Regions from separate parts of the Homo sapiens genome. Here region 1 is linked to region 2. Evidence: read pairs that join two places in POLR2A ChIA-PET (ENCODE). Cell type or tissue: Panc1. All regions are shown on one strand. Each heading gives the region's core, and the rest is flanking DNA. Links, peaks and the distances in the headings are about the cores only.

Region 1 (10,174 bases), core at 908-8,907, 150 kb after region 2:
AAATACAATAAAAAGAACCTCAAGGTGTACAGGCAACAAATAGCATAATGAATGGAACAGTATCTCAAATATCAATACTAATGTTGAATATAAATGGCCTAAATGTTTCACTTAAAAGATACAGTATTGCAGAATGGATAAGAATTCACCAGCCAAGTATCTGCTGCCTTCAAGATACTGACCTAACACGTAAGGACTCATATAAACTTAGGGTAAAGGGGTGGAAAAAGACATTTCATGCAAATGGACACCAAAAGTGAGCAAAAGTAGCTATTCTTATGTCAGACAAAACAAACTTTAAAGCAACAGCAATTAAAAAAAGGAAAAGAGGGACATTGTATAATGACAAAAGGCCTTGTCCAACAGATAAATGCCACAATCCAAAATGTAAATGCAGCTAACACTGGAGGTCCCAAATTTATAAAACAATTACTACTAGACCTAAGAAGTGAGATAGACAGTAACACAATAATAGTAGGGGACTTCAATACCCCACTGACAGAACTAGACAGGTCATCAAAACAAAAGTCAACAAAGAAACTATAGATTTAACTATACCCTGGAACAAATGGACTTAACATATATTTACAGAGCATTCTACCGAACAACTTCAGAATATACATTCTATTCATCAGTGCATGGAACTTTCTCCAAGACAGACCATATGATAGGCCGCAAAACAAATCTCAATAAATTTAAGAAAATTCAGATTATATCAAGTACACTCTCAGACCACAGTGGACTAAAATTGGAAATAAACTTCAAAAGGAACCTTCAAAACCAAGCAACTACATGGAAATTAAATAACCTGCTCCTGAGTGATCATTGGGTCAACAATGAAATCAAGAAAAAAATTAAAGAATTCTTCAAACTAAATGATAATAATGGCATAACATATCAAAATTTCTGGGATACAGCAAAGGCAGTGCTAAAAAGAAAGTTCATAGCCTTAAATGCCTACATCAAAAATCTGAAAGAGCACAAATAGATAATCTAAGGTCATACCTACAGAACTAGAGAAACAAGAACAAACCAAATCCAAACCCAGCAGAAGAAAGAAAAAAACAAGAACAGAGCAGAACTAAATAAAATTGAAACAAAAAATAGAAATGATAAATAAAATAAAAAGGTGGATCTTTAAAAAGATAAATAAAATTGATAGACCATTAGCAAGATTAACCAGGAAGAGAGCCAAATAAGTTCAACTAGAAACAAAACAGGAGACATTCCAACCAACACCACAGAAATACAAAAGATTATTCAAGGCTACTATGAACACTTTAATGTGCATAAACTGAAAAAGCTAGAGGAGATGGATAAATTCCTGGAAAGATACAATCATCCTAGCTTAAATCGGGAAGAATTCGAAACCCTGAACAGACCAATAACAAGCAATGAGGATGAAAAGGTAATGAAAATATTATCAACAAAAAAAATGTCCAGGACCAGATGGATTCACAATGCATTTCTACAAGACACTCAAAGAAGAATTGGTACCAATCCTATTGACACTATTCCACAAGACTGAGAAAGAGGGAATCCTCCCTAAACCATTCTATGAAGCTAGTGTCACCCTAATACCAAAACCAGGAAAGAACATGACAAAAAAAAGAAAACTACAGAGCAATATCCCTGATTAACATAGATGCAAAAATCTTTCACAACATATTAGCTAACTGAATCTAACAGCATATCAAAAAGATAATCCGCCATGGTCAAGTGCATTTCATACCAGGGATGCAGGGATGGTTTAACATACACAAGTCAATAAATGTGATACACCACATAAACAGAATTAAAAACAAAAAAATCACATGATCATTTCAACAAACACAAAAAAAGCATTTGACAAAATTCAACATCCCCTTATGACTAAAACCCTCAGCAAAATTGGCATACAGGAAACATACCTCAATGTAATAAAAGCCATCTATGACAAATCCACAGCCAACAAAATACTGAATGGGGAAAAGTTGAAAGCATTCCCTCTGAGAACTGGAACAAGACAAGGATGCCTACTCTCACCACTTCTATTCAACACAGTACTGGAAGTCCTAGCAAGGGCAGTCAGACAACAGAAAGAAAGAAAGGGCATCCAAATCGGTAAAGAGGAAGTCAAACTCTTGCTGTCTGCTGACAATATGATTGTATATCTACAAAACCCTAAAGACTCCTCCAGAAAGCTCCTAGAACTGACAAATCTCAAATAAATTTAAGAAAATTATAAAAGGCCTTGTCCTTTTATCATTTGCTGAATTTGGCACAAAATTTCAGGATACAAAATTAATGTATGCAAATCAGTAGCTCTGCTATATATTAACAGCTACCAAACTGAGAACCAAATCAAGAACTCAACCCCTTTTACAATAGCTGCAAAATAATAATAATAATAATAAAATACTTAGGAATATACCTAACCAAGTAGGCGAAAGACCTCTACAAGGAAAACAACAAAACACTGCTGAAAGAAATCATAGATGACTCAAACAAATGGAAACACATCCCATGCTCATGAATGGGTAGAATCAGCATCGTGAAAAAATTGTAGACTGCAAAAAGCGATCTACAAATTAAATGCAATTCTCATCAAAATACCACCATTATTGTTCACAGAACTAGAGAAAACAATCCTAAAATTCATATGAAATCAAACAAGAGCCTGCATAGCCAAAGTAATACTAAGCAAAAAGAACAAATCAAAGGTATGAATACCAGGAGGCAGAGATCAATGGTGCCACCTTAGAGGCTGCCTATCATACCATTATTGTCAGCCTCTGGAGCACCTGGTTGAATGGCATCTATGTAACCTCTCCCACCAAGATAATTGGCAGACAGCATAGTAAGTAGAAAATGGAAATGAGATTTTACTAAACCCTTCTCCTTCCTCACTTCGAAGGCCTTCTGGGAAAGACAGCAAAGTTGAGCTCATATAAACCAAAAGCTCTGGCCCCAGCTCTACCTGCATGGTGGGGGGAATGGCCCATTCTTCCTTACTTCTGACAACTGGCTCTTCAAATACACTTCAAATACCTGGGAACCTATTCATATCCATCCTCTGAATGGGAAGAAAATTGCTTCTCCTTGGCAAACAGCTTTGGCCTGGGCAATGGTCCCAATCTGTCATTAGTATGAGAAACTTTCCAGTATTTTCATTTTTGTGGTCACTGTTCTCTTCTATTTCCTTTTATGTATTAGTTCATAAGCACTATGTTTCAAAAGGACTAAGATATTCTAGAGTCCTTGATTGTTCACTCATCTTTCCATTCATTTTTTAAATAAACATTTATTAAGTTCCTTTATATGTCAGATGTTATGAAAATTCTCATGGTAATAAAAAGATGTATGAGACATAGACATTTTATTTAGTCAAACACTCAACAATGTTTCAACATCTACTCTGTACACGGTGCTAAGGATCAATAAAGGAGTAGTCCAGTTTTAAGACAACACAACAAAAACAAACTCTCAACTCCACTGGCTGTAACACCTTTCTACTGAGATCTTCATGGCACAAATTATTGATGAACAGGTATTTTTTTTTAGTGGTCACTCTCTTCACTTTTTCCTTCTACTCCTCAACGCACAGATGAATTGTGGGTTGTACTTTCCAGTTGAACTTTCAACCCAAATATTCGAGGAAATTGCTCTTACCAAATTACTTAGGATGTTGCCAAAACCAATGGTCAATTCTCTTCCTATTGTATTTGATGCACCAGCAGCATCCATCATAGTGGACCACGCTCCTCTTGAAACACTTTCTCCAGTTGACTTTTACAATGCCATCCCCTCCTAATTTTCCTCCTGCCACCAACTTCTACTCAGTATCTTTAGCTGGCCCCTCCTCCTCTTTTCAACCTCTAAATGTTGATATATCTATTCCAGGATTCAGTCTGGAAACTTTTCCTTTTATCCATGAATATTATTACCCTAGCTTATTTCATCTAGTCCTGTGCCTTTAAAAATTATTATATGCTTCTCACATACAAATTGACCTCTCTAGGACTAGCACAGGGGGTGTAATTATCCTAAAGTAACCCAGAATTTTAATAAGCTGGCCAAGAAGAGGGATTTTCCTTTTTCCAGCATGAGGGACTGTGCCTAATATAGCTCCCTGTAGAATGGGTGTCTTCTCCCCTAAGAAAAGGGAAACTCTTTGCATGAGTCCCAAGGACTCTAGGTGCTGGGTAGTTGATTTTCGCAGACAATCTTGTGAATAGCTGGCACCTAAATCCAGACTGTTTCACGCCAACAGCCTGTATTCCTCCCTTGAGGATCCTGTGTCCTTGTGCTTACATCATAAAAAGTTATAATAAGGGATGTAAGCCTGTGTCCTTGTGCTTACATCATAAAAAGTTATAATAAGGGAGATTAGTGTTCCTACACTGGAATGAATACTCACATTGTTAGCCCAGCAATTTCCTAACAATTTATGCATCAGCATAAGATAGGAGGATGGGGAAATCATGCTGCCTATTCTTTTGCTGATCAGTAATCTTTGTGAGTTTTCCTAATACAGCATATTATTTAACCCGTGATCATCATATTGAGAAATTCTTTACAAACTCTGATGCCAATAGGTGGTAACTCAGATGAGTATCACTTTACACAGCATGCTGACCTTCTCTGAGCATGTGGAGGACAATTTCATTGTCTCAGGATTGCATGTATGAAAGACTATCATTTTTTCCATTGAATTTGCTTTTGTCAAAATCAATTGGTCGTACGAATTTAGGCCATTAACTCACACATAAGCAAAAATTCTCTCAACATGGATTATAGGCCTAAATGTAAGGGCTAAACTATACACTTCTTGAAGAAATCAGAGATTAATACATACATGACACTGGATTAGGCAAAAGCCCAAATTTTCCTGGTAGAAGGAAAAAAGTCGAAAAATGAGACATGATCAAAACTAAAAATGTTTACATGTTAAAAGACATCAATAAGAAAATGAAAAGATAAGCCACAGACTGGAGGAAAAAAATTTAAATCATATATTTGATAAAGGACTCATATCCAGAATGTAAAATGCACTCACAACTAAACAACAAAAAGAAAAATAACCCAATTTTAAAATGAGCAAGATATTTGAATAATCATTTCACCAAAAAGGTGTAGGAATGGCCAATAAAGTACAGAAAAGATGGTGAGCATCATCAGTCAGCAGGGAAATACAAATCAAAACTACAATGTGACACCACTTCTTACCCACTAGAATGCTATACTAAAAATAAAACAATAACAATTGGAGGAAGTGAAAGCACAATGATGTGGGAAAATTGAAATACTCATGCATTGTTGATGGGACAGGCAGCCATGTTCAAAAACATTTTGGCTGTTCCTTAAAACATTAAAGATGCACTTACCATATGACCTAGCAGTTTTACTCCTGTCAACCCTAAAGAAATAAAAATGTATGTCTACACAATACATGAATGTGAATATTCATAGCAGCTTTATCCATAATGCACTTTGGGAGGCCAAGGTGGGCAGATCATGAGGTCAAGAGATCGAGACCATCCTGGCCAACATGGTGAGACCTTGTCTCTCCTAAAAATACAAAAATTAGCTGGGCATGGTGGCGTGCACCTGTAGTCCCAGCTACTCGGGAGGCTGAGGCAGGAGAATCGCTTGAACCCAGGAGGCGGAGGTTGCAGTGAGCCGGGATTATGCTACTGCACTCCAGCCTGGTGACAGAGTGACACTCCATCTCAAAAAAAAAAAAAAAAAAGGGGGGGAAACACATAAATATCTATCAACTGATAAATGAATAAACTAATGGCAGCCATCCATACAATTTAATAGAATTTGCCACCTAAAAGGAATGAAATATTGATACATGCTACAACATAGATGAAACACATAAGTATATTAAGCTATGTGAAAGAAGGCAGATGCAAAAGACCACATATTACATGATTCTAGTTATATGGTGTCCAGAAAATCAAATCTGTGGAGTCAGGAAGTCATGAGGGCTGCCTAGAGCTGGGGGCTGGGAATAAGAGGTGGCAAATGATAAGCATGAGGGATTTCTTAGGAAAGATAGAAATGTTCCAAAACAGGATTGTGATGATGGTTACACAAGTCTAAAATTTTACTAAAAATAATTGAACTGTACACTTAAAATGGGAATGTTATAATATGTCAATTATACTTCAGTAAAGCTGTTTAAAAACAGAAAGTTGGTAGTGTGGCCCCCAGCAGCCTTGCTCTTTGTCCTACTGCTCACTTTCCTAAAGAAAGCAAAATATTTATTGGTTTAAAGAAAGCTTACAGTTATTGCTTCCACTCAGACTCCAAGAGACACTGCCTGAACTCTAAGAGCCTCCAGAACTCTCAACAGCTGAAGGAACATTTGGTCCCACCCTGAAGGTCATGGGGGTCTGTAAGGTGCACTCCAGCATCTGATATGGCAGGCAAAGGTGTGTGATGCACCTGGGTGGTTTCAGATAGTGCTCCACAAGTCCCAGGGCCCGTGTCTAGTTCTGAGAGCTTCAGAAGACAAGCTGCTACACCTTGCATCACAGGACCAACCTTTCCTAGGCAAGTGGGTTTGAAGCATTGGCAGCCAGGTTCCAAGTAGAAGGTGAATGTCTACACACAGGAGAAAGGCAAGACCCAGAATGGGGAGTCAAGCTAAATCATTTGTAGAGTATGACTTCCAACAACTTCAGAAAGCATTCTTTTGAAGTGCTTATGGCATTTCCACCAACATAGACCATAGGCTGGACCATAAAACAAATCTCAATATATATCAAAGAATCAAAATCATACAGAGTATATGCTCTGGCCACAATAATATTTAATTAGAAATACATAACAATAAGAAAATCCCCAGTTTTAGAAAACATGCAACATGCTTCTCAATAACACTTGGGTCAAAGAAGACATCACAAGAAAAAATTCAAAACGTCAGTAACTGAATAATGATAACCCAATGCATCAAAATGTTGGATACAGCTAACATAGTGTTTAGAGAGAAATTTACAACTTTAAATGCCTATGGTGGAAATGAGCAAAGAAGTAAAGTCAATTATCTATGCTTTTATCATAAGAACCCTGAAAAAGAAGAGTAAAATAAACCCAAAGTTAATAAACATTTAAGCCAATAATAAAAATAATGAAAATCATGAAATAGAAAAATGAACAAACAATAGAGACAATCAGTGGTCAATTTTTCTGTACTCCATGAACAAAACTTCAGTTCAGAATGATTTTATATTTAAATATATATCCAGAATCACAAAGATCTTAGAAGAAAAAATTAGGAAAATATAGGAATAAAGTGGGAACTCTGTGGGAATAAAAATCAGAAAGTAATTGCCTACCAGGTAAACTCGGGGGAGGGCAGGCAATTGACTAAGAACAGGCAGATAAAACTTTCTGGAGTGAAGGAAATGGTGGTCTTCTTTTCGTTGGTACTTACATGGACATATATAACTGTCAAGGTTCATTGACAATGAACACTTAAGTGTACACTGAACGCTTAAGATCTGGGCCTTGTAATGCCCAGATTACATCTACTTAAAAAAACTACATCTCTATTTTTTTAAGTAGAGAAAAGTGTCTTGGGGAGTTTATGGCAGTGATGTTTGGGCAGACTGGGGCATAGGTTTCAGAAGCATTCATAGCATCTTCAGTTCAACAATTTGCTAAGAATGGTTTTGCAGCCAAAAATGTAAGATGAGTGCAAATATCTATGATTAGAGTCATTGGGCATACAACTACAAATCCCCACACTTGTATTACAGGCCATATGATTAATTCGTTATCACTAGATACCTTTCCTTCAATGAGGTTCTTCCATTAGGAACCCAGAGCTCTCCAGGGAAAAATTGCAATTGAGGTTTTGGATATATTGGGTGGAAAAGAAAGTCACCTCACATAAAACTTAGTGATTGGAGCTGTCACCATTGAAAATTTCTAAACTTTGCAAGACAGCAGTGACGTTTCAAATGACACTCTCAGAGAGTTGATAATGGGCTAAAATAGATCTCCCTCCAGGTGGATTTACTGTACAAGGACAACATTTACATTGCACTTGGAGACTTCTCCCAGTTTGGTTTAAGTTCACAGATTGCAGATCCCAGACAGCTGGTATCAACTGACCAGTGTTCTGTTAAGGCTAAAGCCAAGACTCTTTATCACACTGTGGCCTTAAGATTGGATTTCTCTTCCTGTTCCTGGGAAGAATTAGAGATATAACCTAAAGGTCACTATTATTCTGAGAAAAGGGATTCTGGAGGAGGAGGGAGCAATGAGTATGTGGCAGGAGTTCAAGGTAATAAGGGCTGAGACACAAGCCACAGAGCATAAAGCTCCAGTCCTTCCTCCAGGGATGAGGCAGTAAGGACTTGGACTCCTCTGTCCAGCTTTTAACAATCTAAGTTACGGTTAGAGCTTTCTCCTTTTCTTTCAACTACTCCTGGCAGTTGTGGGGTCATGGAATTTTTGTAAAAAATGGGGTGGAGGAAAATAAGGCATCTGCTGAGTGTATAACCATTTTACCTCTTGTTTTTAGCCCTCTTCTGGGTCACGCTAGAATCAGATCTGCTCTCCAGCATCTTCTGTTTCCTGGCAAGTGTTTCCTGCTACTTTGGATTGGCCACGATGGGCTGGAGCTGCCTTGTGACAGGAGCAGGAGGGCTTCTGGGTCAGAGGATCGTCCGCCTGTTGGTGGAAGAGAAGGAACTGAAGGAGATCAGGGCCTTGGACAAGGCCTTCAGACCAGAATTGAGAGAGGAATTTTCTAGTAAGTAAACTTGAGTCATGGGTCTGTGGCTCCATCTTAAACTCTGCATGGGTGTGGGGAGGTTGACCTTGTCTAGCAAGTTAAGGAAAGTTGTAGCCAAATGAAAGCCAGTCACACATCTAAAGTCATCAGAAAGGAAATAGAATAAAATGGTATAGTGTGAAAGATACTGGATGGGGTGTCCAGAGACTGGATTCTGGCCCTGACGCAGAACTTGAGAGGCAGCCATGTCAGCCTCAAGGCCCCTTTTCTTCTCTTCTAGAGAGTCACACATGAGTTCTCCTTCTTGTCTACAACTCTTATGTTCTGAAGCTTTTTGTCTTGGCGATTGCTGTGCGACATTCACAAAGGACATCATTTACCTGGAGACCTCACCAGTGGGTCCTGCCTGTCTAGACTGCCCCAGGCTTCATTTCATTTTATAGCTTCCTTAGTATCTTTAGTGAGGGCAAAATAAAAGGAAGTGAAGGTACGGATGTGTGTGTAATTGTGTGTGTGTGTCAGACAGAGAAAGAAAATGAGGGGGAAAGAAGGTCAGAGACAGAGAATGAGAAAGACAGAGAATGAATGAGAAAGATAGTGTGAGGGAGAGCATCAGCAAGAGAGAGAGAGTGAAAGTGAGAGAGATCATCAGTGAGAGAGAGAGAAAGAGAGAAAGAGAGCATGCACAAGTGCACGGCACAGAGCAGAGACAGAGTAAAAGGCAGTATGAGGCCAACATGCCTCATTTATATTTCTCATATATAGCCTTTTTAAAAAAAAACCATTTGTATCTGTTGTTCAATACTCCAAATAAATTGACTGCAGAATTTGCTGTAGTAACTCTTTGTGCAAATAACCCTGTGAGGAAGGTAGAAAAGGGGTCACCTCCAACTGGACAATGAACCCATCAAGTTCCAGAAACATAAAGTTACTTGCCAAGAACAGCTGATTAATGTGTAGCAGAGCTCAGACCAGAGCTTCATTCCAGAAGCTTCATCACTTGACCCCCGGGCTAATCCTTGGTGGGTCTTCAGTCTCTCCCTTTGCCTCTCTGTGTGCCCCAAACCAATTCCATGTTTTCCTCCCAACCCAGGGGACTGGGGGAACTATGTATCTTCTTCATGCAGGTTCTGGCTGCCTAGAAGGTCCTGCCCTGTTCACACAGAAGCTCCCCTTGACACTCTCCTCTTCTTTCACTCTTCTCTGACCTCTTTAAATGTCCAATTTCCTCCACTCTCTGTTCTAATAGTGAACAGATATTAACACATGACTGATATTAAATGTTTGTAATCCTTATGTCTCAGCAATATTTACAATCTAACATCTGATACCAGGAAAAAGCAATGCTCAGTCTAGAGGAAGAGTTCTGCTATGGTGAAAATGCAGGGAGCATAATGGATGGGCAGGGCCTGTATGAAGATAAAAACAGAGAATCCTTTC
Region 2 (10,174 bases), core at 1,276-9,275:
ATATATATACATTTTTTTGAGACAGAGTCTAGCTAGCTCTGTCAACCAGGCTGGTGTGCAGTGGCGTGATCTCGGCTCACTGCAATCTTAGCCTCCTGGGTTCAAGCCATTCTCATGCTTCAGCCTATGGAGTAGCCAAGATTACAGGTACTTGCCAGCACGCCTGGCTAATTTTTGTATTTTCAGTAGAGACAGGGTTTCACTATGTTGGCCAGGCTGGTATTGAACTCCTTGGCCATTACAATCTTTTCTTTTCTTTTCTTTTCTTTTCTTTTCTTTTCTTTTCTTTTCTTCTCTTTTCTTTCTTTCTTTCTTTTTCTTTCTTTTTCTTTCTTTCTTTCTTTCCTTCTTTCTTTCTTTCTTCCTTCCTTCTTTCCTTCCACCTTGCCTTGCCTTGCCTTGCCTTGCCTTGCCCTGCCCTGCCCTGCCCTGCCCTGCCCTGCCCTGCCCTGCCTTTCTCTCTTTCTTTCTTTTTCTTCCTTTTTTATGGAGTTTTGCTCTTGTTGCCCAGGCTGGGGTGCAATGCTCTGATCTCGGCTCACTGCAACCTCCATCTCCCAGGTTCAAGTGATTCTCCTGCCTTAGCCTCCCAAGTGGCTGAGATTACAGGCGCCTGCCACCATGCCCGGCTAATTTTTATTTTTAGTAGAGATGGGGTTTCACCATGTTGGTTAGGCTGGTCTCAAACTCCTGACCTCAGGTGATCCGCCCTCTTCAGCCTCCCAAACTGCTGAGATTACAGGTGTAGGCCAGTGAGCCTGGCCAGCCATTACAATCTTAAAGTAGATGTCTATGTGTTGGGATAAAAATGTTTTCTCATATAAGTGAAGAAAGCAAGATGCAGAGTAGCATATTTAATATTATCTTATTTATAAATAAAAAAGATTATGGGTAACGTAGAGTGATAGATACATAAATAATTTTTCTGAAAGTTAACCAGAAAGTGTTAATAGTTGGGCACAAAGATCTGTTGGTGGTGGTATGACATGTTTTACTTTTCTTTTTCTACCTCTCTCTCTCTTTTTCTATGTGGCTACATTCCTATTATTTAAATAAAATAAATTAAAAAGTTAAAAGCACACTGCCATATGTTGTATGATAGAGGTGGTGGGTTCATGGGATACAAAGGACAGGCATCTGAACCAGGATAGACAAGGGTAATGTCAGAGAAGACTTCCTGTATCAAAGGATGCCTGGATCAAAGGATGCCTGGGCTTCATTTCTAAGGGTAAGAAGTTGTTAGATGAAGATTGAGGTATGGGTAAAGGAATGGTATTTGCAAAGGCATGGAGATGAGAGTGAAGGCCAGACATGTTTAAGAAATTGTTTTACAAATGTTTTGTTGGAGTGCAGAGTAGTCAGCAAATTAAAAAGTGGGATATGTAGGTGTCAAATCACCTAAGGCCTTAAATAGCCTCCTAAGGACTTTGGACTTTCTCCTAAAGCAAGGAGAAACAACTAAATAATTTTAAATGAAAAAGTGACCTGACTAAAATCCTTAAAACCTTACTGAATAAATGCGAAGTTGCTCAATAATCCAAGTATGTTAGAAGTCTCGCTGTATGCACAACATCGCAGAAGGGCCATCCTGGGTCAGCTAACCTGGGATGCAAAAAGTATAACTCCATTCCTTGGAAACAGCTTTAAAGATGTGAGTTCTTCACATAATATTTGTTCATTCATTTATTCATACTAATAAAAACAAATATTAAGTATATTTTTATATTGAGTATATGTTATAAGGAAAGCAAATATTCTAAGCTTTGAGAGCAAAGGTGCAAAATGCATTGTCTCTGTCATCAGAAAATTTAGAATGATAATCAAAGTGCAGTCTGATAAGTTCTACAGTGTACATAATATGGTGGAAACAGCAGAGGGAGTGCTTAACTTCTTGGAGGAATTAGAAAAGACTTTGCAAAAGTGGTGACATTTAAAATGGGCCTTAAGAGTTAAAAGGAGCTCTCTAGGTAAAAAGGGAGGCAGCAGGAATTACAGAGATAGAAAATAGCAACTAAGCTGAAAAGAAAAAAAAAAAAAACATTGGCACAGAAATGAGAAAAACGCATGACAAGAAAGGAACTTAGGCTAGACAGGTAAAGGAGGCAAGGGACAAAGGTGAAGTTGTGAAGGATTCATACTGATGCAGTTTGGGTGTGTGTCCCTTCCATACCTCATGTTGAAGTGTAATCCCCCGGCCAGGCACAGTGGCTCACGCCTGTAATCCCAGCACTTTGGGAGGCCAAGGTGGGTGAATCACAAGGTCGGGAGATCGAGACCATCCTGGCTAACACGGTGAAACACTGTCTCTACGAAAAATATAAAACATTAGCCAGGCGTGGTGGCAGGCACCTGTAGTTCTAGCTACTCAGGAGGCTGAGGCAGGAGAATGGCGTGAACCCCGGAGGTGGAGCTTGCAGTGAGCCGATATTACGCCACTGCACTCCAGCCTGGGTGACAGAGTGAGCCTCTGTCTCAAAAAAAAAAAAAAAAGAAATGTAATCCCCAATGTTGGAGGTGGGGCCTGGTGAGAGGTATTGGATCATGGAGATGGATCCCTCATGAATGGCTTAACACCATCCCCTTGGTGATGAGTGAGTTCTCACTCAGTTCATTCAAGATCTAGTTGTTTAAAAGAGTCTGAGACCTCCCCATTTTCACTCTTGGTCCCTCTCTGGCTTGTGACATGCCAGGTCCCCCTTGGCCTTCCACCTTAAGTGGAAGCTTCTGGAGGTCCTCACCTGAAGCAGATGCTGGCAGCAAGCTTCCTGTATAGCCTACAGAACTGTGAGCCAAAATAAACCTCTTTTTTTTTTTTTTTTTTTTTTGAGATGGAGTCTTGCTCTGTCGCCCAGGCTGGAGTGCAGTGGCACAATCTTGGCTCACTGCAAGCTCCGCCTCCCGGGTTCACGCCATTCTCCTGTCTCAGCCTCCCCAGTAGCTGGGACTACAGGCGCCTGCCACTACACCCAGCTAATTTGTTGTATTTTTAGTAGAGACAGGGTTTCACTATGTTAGCCAGGATGGTCTCGATCTCCTGACCTTCTGACCTGCCCCCCTCAGCCTCCCAAAGTGCTGGGATTCCAGGCGTGAGCCACCACGCCCGGCCATAAACCTCTTTTCTTTATGTTACCCAATTCTTTTGTAGTTCAAGAGTGTGATGATTGGCTGTTCATGAGCATGTATGAGATATGCCACCCTTGAACCTTGTTACATCAGCACATTATCTGCCTTACCTAAACAAAAAAATAATTATCCAGTCTCAGATATTCCTTTAGAGTAACGCAAACAGACTAATATACACGCGAACCTTGAAAAGAACTTCAGACTTTTTCATCCACAAGCCACAGGGAGCTGCTGACGGTTTTACAGCAGAAGAGGTGTTATGAGAAAATCTATGTTTTAGGAAGATAGCTGTAGAGGCTGTGAAGAAGGATTGGAGTCTGGAGCCGGCCCTTTAGGAGCTGTTAAAACAGTCCTGGCAAGAGATATGATGAAACTAACTCAATCCAGGGTCATGAGATTGGAGACAACAGGAGAGATCTGAGAAATGATTACAAAGAAGGTAGAAGATAACATGATTTATTGGATTTCTATCTTGCCCCCCAGGCTCTGAGATAGGTACTTTATACACCTTATTTTATTTACTCTTTTACTCTTTACAACAACAACCCCATGAGGTAGGTGTGATGTGTCCCTTAAGAAATTGAACATCTGGGAGGCTAACTCACTCAAGATCACACAGGCATTAAATGTCAGAGCCAGGATTTGAACCAATGTCTGCTAGATGCCAAAGCCCATGTGCTTTCTCTCTACTCAGATAGTACCAAGAGGACTTGATGAGTGATTACATATTTTCTCCAATTAGGGTTCCATCGTTGCTCACTTTCCTAAATTTTGTAGAAAGCCATGTGTGTGCTCCAGCCTCTAGCAGCCCTGAGGAAGAATGCATTCCACTAGGTTACATTGTGCTAAGGGAAGGAGTACTTCTTACATTAAGCAGAGTGTTGAGGCCAAGGAGTGTTCAACCTATCTAGGTGTATATTTGTTTTCTACTGTGGCTATAACAAATTATTATAAGCAGTTATCATAAATTGATACACATGTATTACCTTACAGTTCCATTAGTAGTCTACCATGCATCTCACCGGGCTAAGACTGACGCATCAGCAGGGCAGAGTTCCTTTCAGAAGGCTTTAGGGGAGAATTCTCTTCTTGACTTTTAGAGCTTCTAGAGGACACTACTGTGGCTCATGGCCCCCTTCCTTCAGCAAGGGCAGGTCGAGTCCCTCTTACATCTCATCCTCTGACCATCTTTACTGCTTCCCTCTTCCCCTTTAAAGGAGACTTGTAATTACATTGGGCCCACCTAGATAATCCAGGCTGGTTTCTCTACTTTAAGGTCAGGCGATTAGCAACCTTAATTTTATCTGCAAATTTAATTCCCTTTTGCCAAGAAAGGTAACATGTTTACAGGTTCTGGAGATTAGGACATGGATACTTTGGAGGCCATTATTCTGCCCAACATGCAGTTCTGTATGATGATTTAGATTTGAATCTTGTATTGCTAGTTTTAGAAATTTACAAGAAGAGGGTCAGGGAAGAAGTGGTGAGTAAAGAGTTAACTAGCCATCCAACAAGCACAATGACCTCTTGACAATCTTGAGCGTGGTGTAGACTGTTGGGCCAAGAGCTGGGCCGTTGGGGTAGGCAGTTCACATCTTCGAAGAAATGCTCATCAAACCATGACCGGTGGAAACCAGGACACCAGTCACCTGGGAAACCAAGTAAACATAAACATACAGCCATCCATCACTGCCATCTGGAAGAAATTGGGTAGTGAGGGTCTTCCTGTTAGGCCTTACTTCAGTATTTATTTGTGTAGCTGGAGATCCCAGACCAGCCTTTCTGTCAGCGATGCTTCAGTGAGGAGCATGGGGCTGAATCTCAGCTTGGAATTAAAACATACCACCTTTCTGTGTGAATGTGGATGTAAATATTACCAGCAGACAGGTCACTCAAGAGATAGGTGCCCATATTTCCAAGTCTAAACAATCTCTGTAGGTCAAACAGGGAGGCCCCGTGTGCTTGTTGGCAACACCACCTTTAGCAGAAGTCTGAATTCCCAGTGAATGCTGCCTGTGTTCTGCTCTATCGAGGAACTATGGCCTCCAGAAGCGTTGCCCTACAAGCTCCATCCTAGTTAATGACTTCAGGCAGAAATGTGCAGGGAAAAGTTGGTTTCAGTTGGGTCCACTGTATGAGGTGATATGTAAGTTTTATGGGCTCTCCTCCCGGGATTCCTTGCTTTTGACTGAGAATGTGTTTTCAGTTGTTGCTCCAATCCATCGGTGGTGATAGATTTGCCCAGCTCCCTGCATATGTTCTCGCCCTGTTCCCCAAGTGATTCAAAGCATATTTACAAGACAGCTGGCTTGGGTTTACAGGGAGCAAGTCTGAGGCATGGATCAGAGCAGAGTGAAGTGACCCATACAGGGAACAAACTTATGACCTTGGCCTCCTAAGCACTATCTCCTTACAGATTCAGCTAATACAGCTCCCGAAAGCCTGCCCTTCATCTAAGTCCACATGCGACATTGAAACACTCAAAGGCAGCCTGGCAGCAGCAAGAAGAAAAACATTCAAACCAAGTTAGATTTCCTGGCATCATGTTGTTTGTTCTTAACCTGAAGATACATTTGGGGACCCCTAGTCTGGTGACACTGAATTAGAGTCAGTCAAACACTTTCTTGATGACCATGGAATACTGTGAGCTACAAGAGACTCTCCCATCCTCATCTATGGTTACAGTGTAAGCTCCTGAAGGGCTTGGCCTGTGTTGTACTCAGTCCTTGGCACAGAACAGATGTTTAAAGCATGTCAGTGAAATTAACTTTAAAAATGGATAAATTTGTGAGATAAATTCAATTTTTACATGTACCCTGACTTTACTTTGAAAAGCCAAATTCTAAAAAATTTTTATATTCCTTATCACTTATTTCACGGACAGCAAATACCCTAGGGTAATACTGCCCAATAGAAATGTAGCACAAGCCTCAAATACAAGCCACATACATACTTTTACATTTTTTAGTAGCCACATTAAAATAAGTAAAATTAAATAGATAAAATTAATTTTCATACTATATTTTATTTAACCCAATATATCAAAAATATTGTAATTTCACATGCATGTCACATAAACATTATCAATGAGCCATTTTTCATTTTTTTTATAACAACTCTAGCAGCCCATCTCAATTTGAACTAGCTTAATAGCCACATGGGGCTTACTGCTACTGTATTCAACAGCACAGCTCTGGAACCCTCTTCATTTTCCTTTCTCTCTTCCTTTTCATTTGTCTTTCCACTGCTTACGCCCTGTGCCCCTACTTGCTCCCCTCCTCTTCCCTCTTCTGTACTATCAGTTTCATTCAGAAATGCCCTCCCCATACCTCTGCCACCTCAATCGCACCCACCCTGCTAGGTGGGATCAGATACATCTGCTAGGACAGTCTCAAGACTGGTTAATATTATGATTAATTAACATCCAAATAGCCCTTAGTAAAGAATCCTTACTTTCATTGGCTCATTAATAATGGCATGTAATAAGTGCCATTATTTCCTCTTTATTGTTGAAGAAACAGGTTCAATTTCAAACTATTCAGTGGTAGAGCAAGGACTTGGAAGCAGGTGTTCTGGGTTCAGAGCTTCCCACCATGCCACACACATGCTGCCATTGCAGAAAGAAACCTCCACTCGGTGGCTTCCCTCACTCCCTTCTGACGGGAAAGAAAGAAAATTAAATAGCAGGTCCAGTAAATTATAACATGTGCTGTAATAGGATAGGTAGAGGGTTCTAGGAGAGCATTTGGAAAGGGCATTTAACCTATCTTGGGGGAAGTCACAGGAGATATGGGATTGCAGAGCAGAATGAAGTGACCCATACAGGGAATAAACCTATGACCTTGGCCTCCTAATCTCTCTCTCCTTACAGATTCAGCTTCTGATGGGGTTGCTTCTGAAAAGACCCCGGTGAGGTAAGTCATAGTTTTAATCAACTGCCATGTTATAGTTTATTTCAGGCAAGTGGTTTAGGCACTGTCACATTATAAATGTCATTACTAGCTAAGACTGGCCTGAGGCTCAGTGAGCCACAGACAGTTTGAGAATATCTGCCTAACTCTTTCCTAAGCCCATTATTGTAGAAGCTGCCCTGATTTTGGTGGGGACCTTCAGATCCTGAGAAGAAAAGGTAGACTTGTGGAAAAACACATTTCTCCTGTGCCATTTGCATGCAGCTCCCAACTTTCCATTATTATGCTCATTTTAGAGCTCCAAGCATCATGCCTGGACCCCTTAAGTCCTGCTTTCAGGAAGAGATTGAATTCATCTTTATTCTTTTCTTTCTGCTTTTTAAGCAGTAGCAGTATGGTAACACTTCTCAATTTTATTTCCAGCTATACCTATGGCCTCAATTTTCTTCCCAGCGATGTTCTCAGGTAGACTTAATTCTGGTTGTTTTGCAGCTTTAAGTTTTGCACAGTCTTGCTGGCCTACAGTGCCCCTTTGCTTGGAACTCTGATGCTGTGATTTTCCTCTTGAAATCCAAATCATCTTTGGAAAAGGCAACCAGTTTCTCACCCAAGCCATGTCCAAACAGGTCTGGTCCCCAGACCATATCTGGCATGAAAAGAGGCTCAGTGTAGCACACAATAGATGACTGTAGTCTAATTTTAGACCGGATGGTTGACCATGTCTCCTCCCTGTGATCCTATCTCTTACCTCTCAGACCAACTCCTTAGGGAGGGACCCTGACAAGCATCAAGAACATACAGAAATAAATACATGTCCTAAAACATAGAGATAATCCTGCTATTATCCTGATTAAGACATTTTTCACAGTTCAGTATACTCTACAAAATGAAGTCCAAACTCTTTAACCATGTAACAAAGCCCTTCATGTTTCCTCCCTCCCCAGCCTCCCCTTCTATCATACCTCATACCCTACACACCAAACATACAAATGTCCCTGTAGTTTCCTGAAAACACCAGGTGGTTCAGGCCTGCCATCTCCATACCTGAGCTGCCAGTTCTTTCACCCTCATTTCTGTGCACCTTGCCAACACATACTCACATACAGAATCTCACCTGGACCCCCCACCCTCAGCCAAAACTGATCGTTCCTTCTTTTGTGAATCCTGACACTGTCCACATCTTTAGCATAAAGCCTGTAACATGCTGCTGCATTTTTTATTTACAGAGTTAAATGAAAGGGACCTGGGGGCAAGGACTATTCCTGAGTTATCAACTCTCCTTTGCCTATCAAGATGTCTGTGCATAAATAAGCATTTTATTTACTGATAATCGAAAGGAAGAATAGATAAAGACGTAGAGTGATGCCCTACCATAGAGAAAGGGTTATATATATATATATATATATATATATATATATATACACACACACACACACATATGTGTATGTATATATATACACGTGTGTGTCAGGATTCACAAAAGAAGGAACGATCAGTTTTGGCTGAGGGTGGGGGGTCCAGGTGAGATTCTGTATGTGAGTATGTGTTGGCAAGGTGCACAGAGATGAGGGTGAAAGAACTGGCAGCTCAGGTATGGAGATGGCAGGCCTGAACCACCTGGTGTTTTCAGGAAACTACAGGGACATTTGTATGTTTGGTGTGTAGGGTATGAGGTATATATATACACATATGTGTGTGTATATATATACACATATGTGTGTGTATATATATACACATATGTGTGTGTATATATATACACATATGTGTGTGTATATATATACACATATGTGTATATATGTGTTTATGTGTATATGTGTATATATGTGTATATGTAAATGTATATATGTGTGTATATATACGTATATATGTATATGTATATGTGTATATATACACATATATATATACGTATCTGAGCATCTTTTATCAGATCAATCTACATAAAAGTATGTGTGTGTGTGTGTGTGTGTGTGTGTGTGTGTATATATATATATTTTTTTTTTTTTTTTGACAGAGTCTTGCTCTGTTGCCCAGGCTGGAGTGCAGTGGTGTGATCTTGGCTCACTGCAACCTTCACCTCCCAGATTCAAGCGATTCTTGTGCCTTAGCCTCCTGAGTAGCTGGGATTACAGGCCCCTACCACCACGCCCGGCTAATTTTTGTAATTTTTGTAGTGACGGGGTTTCACCATGTTGACCAGGCTCGTCTTGAACTTCTGACCTCGGGTGAGCCACCTGCCTCGACCTCCCAAAGTGCTGGGATTACAGGCGTGAGCCACTGCAGCTGGCTATATATATACAGTTGGCTGGGCGTGGTGGCTCACACCTGGAATCCCAGCAATTTGGGAGGCCAAGGCGGGCAGATCGCTTGAGCTCATGAGTTCAAGATCAGCTGGGGGAACATGGCAAAACCCTGTCTCTACAAAAAATACAATTAGCTGGGAGTGCTGACGTGCACCTGTAGTCTAGGGAGGCTGAGGTGGGAGGATCTCTTGAGCCCAGGAGGCAGAAGTTGCGATGAGACAAGATCATGCCACTGCACTCCAGCCTGGGCAACATAGTGAGACTCTGTCTCAAAAAAAAAAAAAAAAAAGACAGGGTTTTTCTATGTTTCCCAGGCTGGACTGGACTTGAACTCCTAAGCTCAAGTGATCCTCCTGCTTCAACCTCCCAAGAGAAAGGATTTTACTCCACTTGTCCCTCACTTAGCTAGCTCTTTTATCTAGGAGATTTTTTTAAAATCTAAGCATGATCAAAGTTCTGGGACTTTTTGATGGCCTGGAAGATAAAAGGAACCAGGACATCCTGGAAGAGAAAAGCAAGTTGCTGATAGTGTAGCATTTCCACTGGGCTTAAGGAAAAAGTATTAAAGAGACCCTCATATATCTTTTTAGGTTTTCCAGCTTAGCTCAGTAGGATAGGAAAGGAAGGAGGATTCAGGGCAAAAATCTTTATGTAAAATAAATTTTTATCTGACGTAAGTATTCCCTGCACTGTCACATATGAAAGCATGATGTACAAAGTGTAATAAAGTGAGGACTCAAACTTTTGCCCTGTTAAAAGCCAGGAAGGGTATGGGATTCCTGGTTTATTGTTTGATACCTACAATTTCAAGCAGACTCAAGAAAATGCTACAGGATCTGA

What was found. Peaks named below come from ENCODE experiments on the same cell type or tissue, not always from the same donor. Only the 100,000 strongest peaks of a DNase experiment are listed, where the experiment ranks them.
Region 1: POLR2A ChIA-PET joins it to region 2 with 6 read pairs; 2 of 35 experiments call an interaction of 5 or more read pairs at or near these places.

The regions. Positions count from the first base shown.
Region 1 is chr1:119,406,810-119,416,983 of GRCh38, forward strand. It overlaps HSD3B2 (hydroxy-delta-5-steroid dehydrogenase, 3 beta- and steroid delta-isomerase 2), which reads left to right and starts at 8,341. Exons shown (of 4, transcript NM_000198.4): 1 at 8,341-8,393; 2 at 8,522-8,752. The coding sequence starts at 8,611. RefSeq lists promoters at 7,268-8,394, 7,818-8,535 and an enhancer at 8,108-9,307. In Panc1, for the core only: no CTCF peak of the experiment used is centred there; a DNase peak (open chromatin) is centred at 4,789.
Region 2 is chr1:119,255,908-119,266,081 of GRCh38, forward strand. WARS2-AS1 (WARS2 antisense RNA 1) reads left to right here. Exons shown (of 7, transcript NR_125975.1): 5 at 5,540-5,809; 6 at 6,995-7,037. It overlaps LOC124904832 (small nucleolar RNA U13), which reads left to right and starts at 3,134; the gene lies at 3,134-3,234. It overlaps LOC107985192 (a long non-coding RNA gene), which reads right to left and starts at 34. Exons shown (of 2, transcript XR_001738199.2): 1 at 1-34. In Panc1, for the core only: no CTCF peak of the experiment used is centred there; no DNase peak of the experiment used is centred there.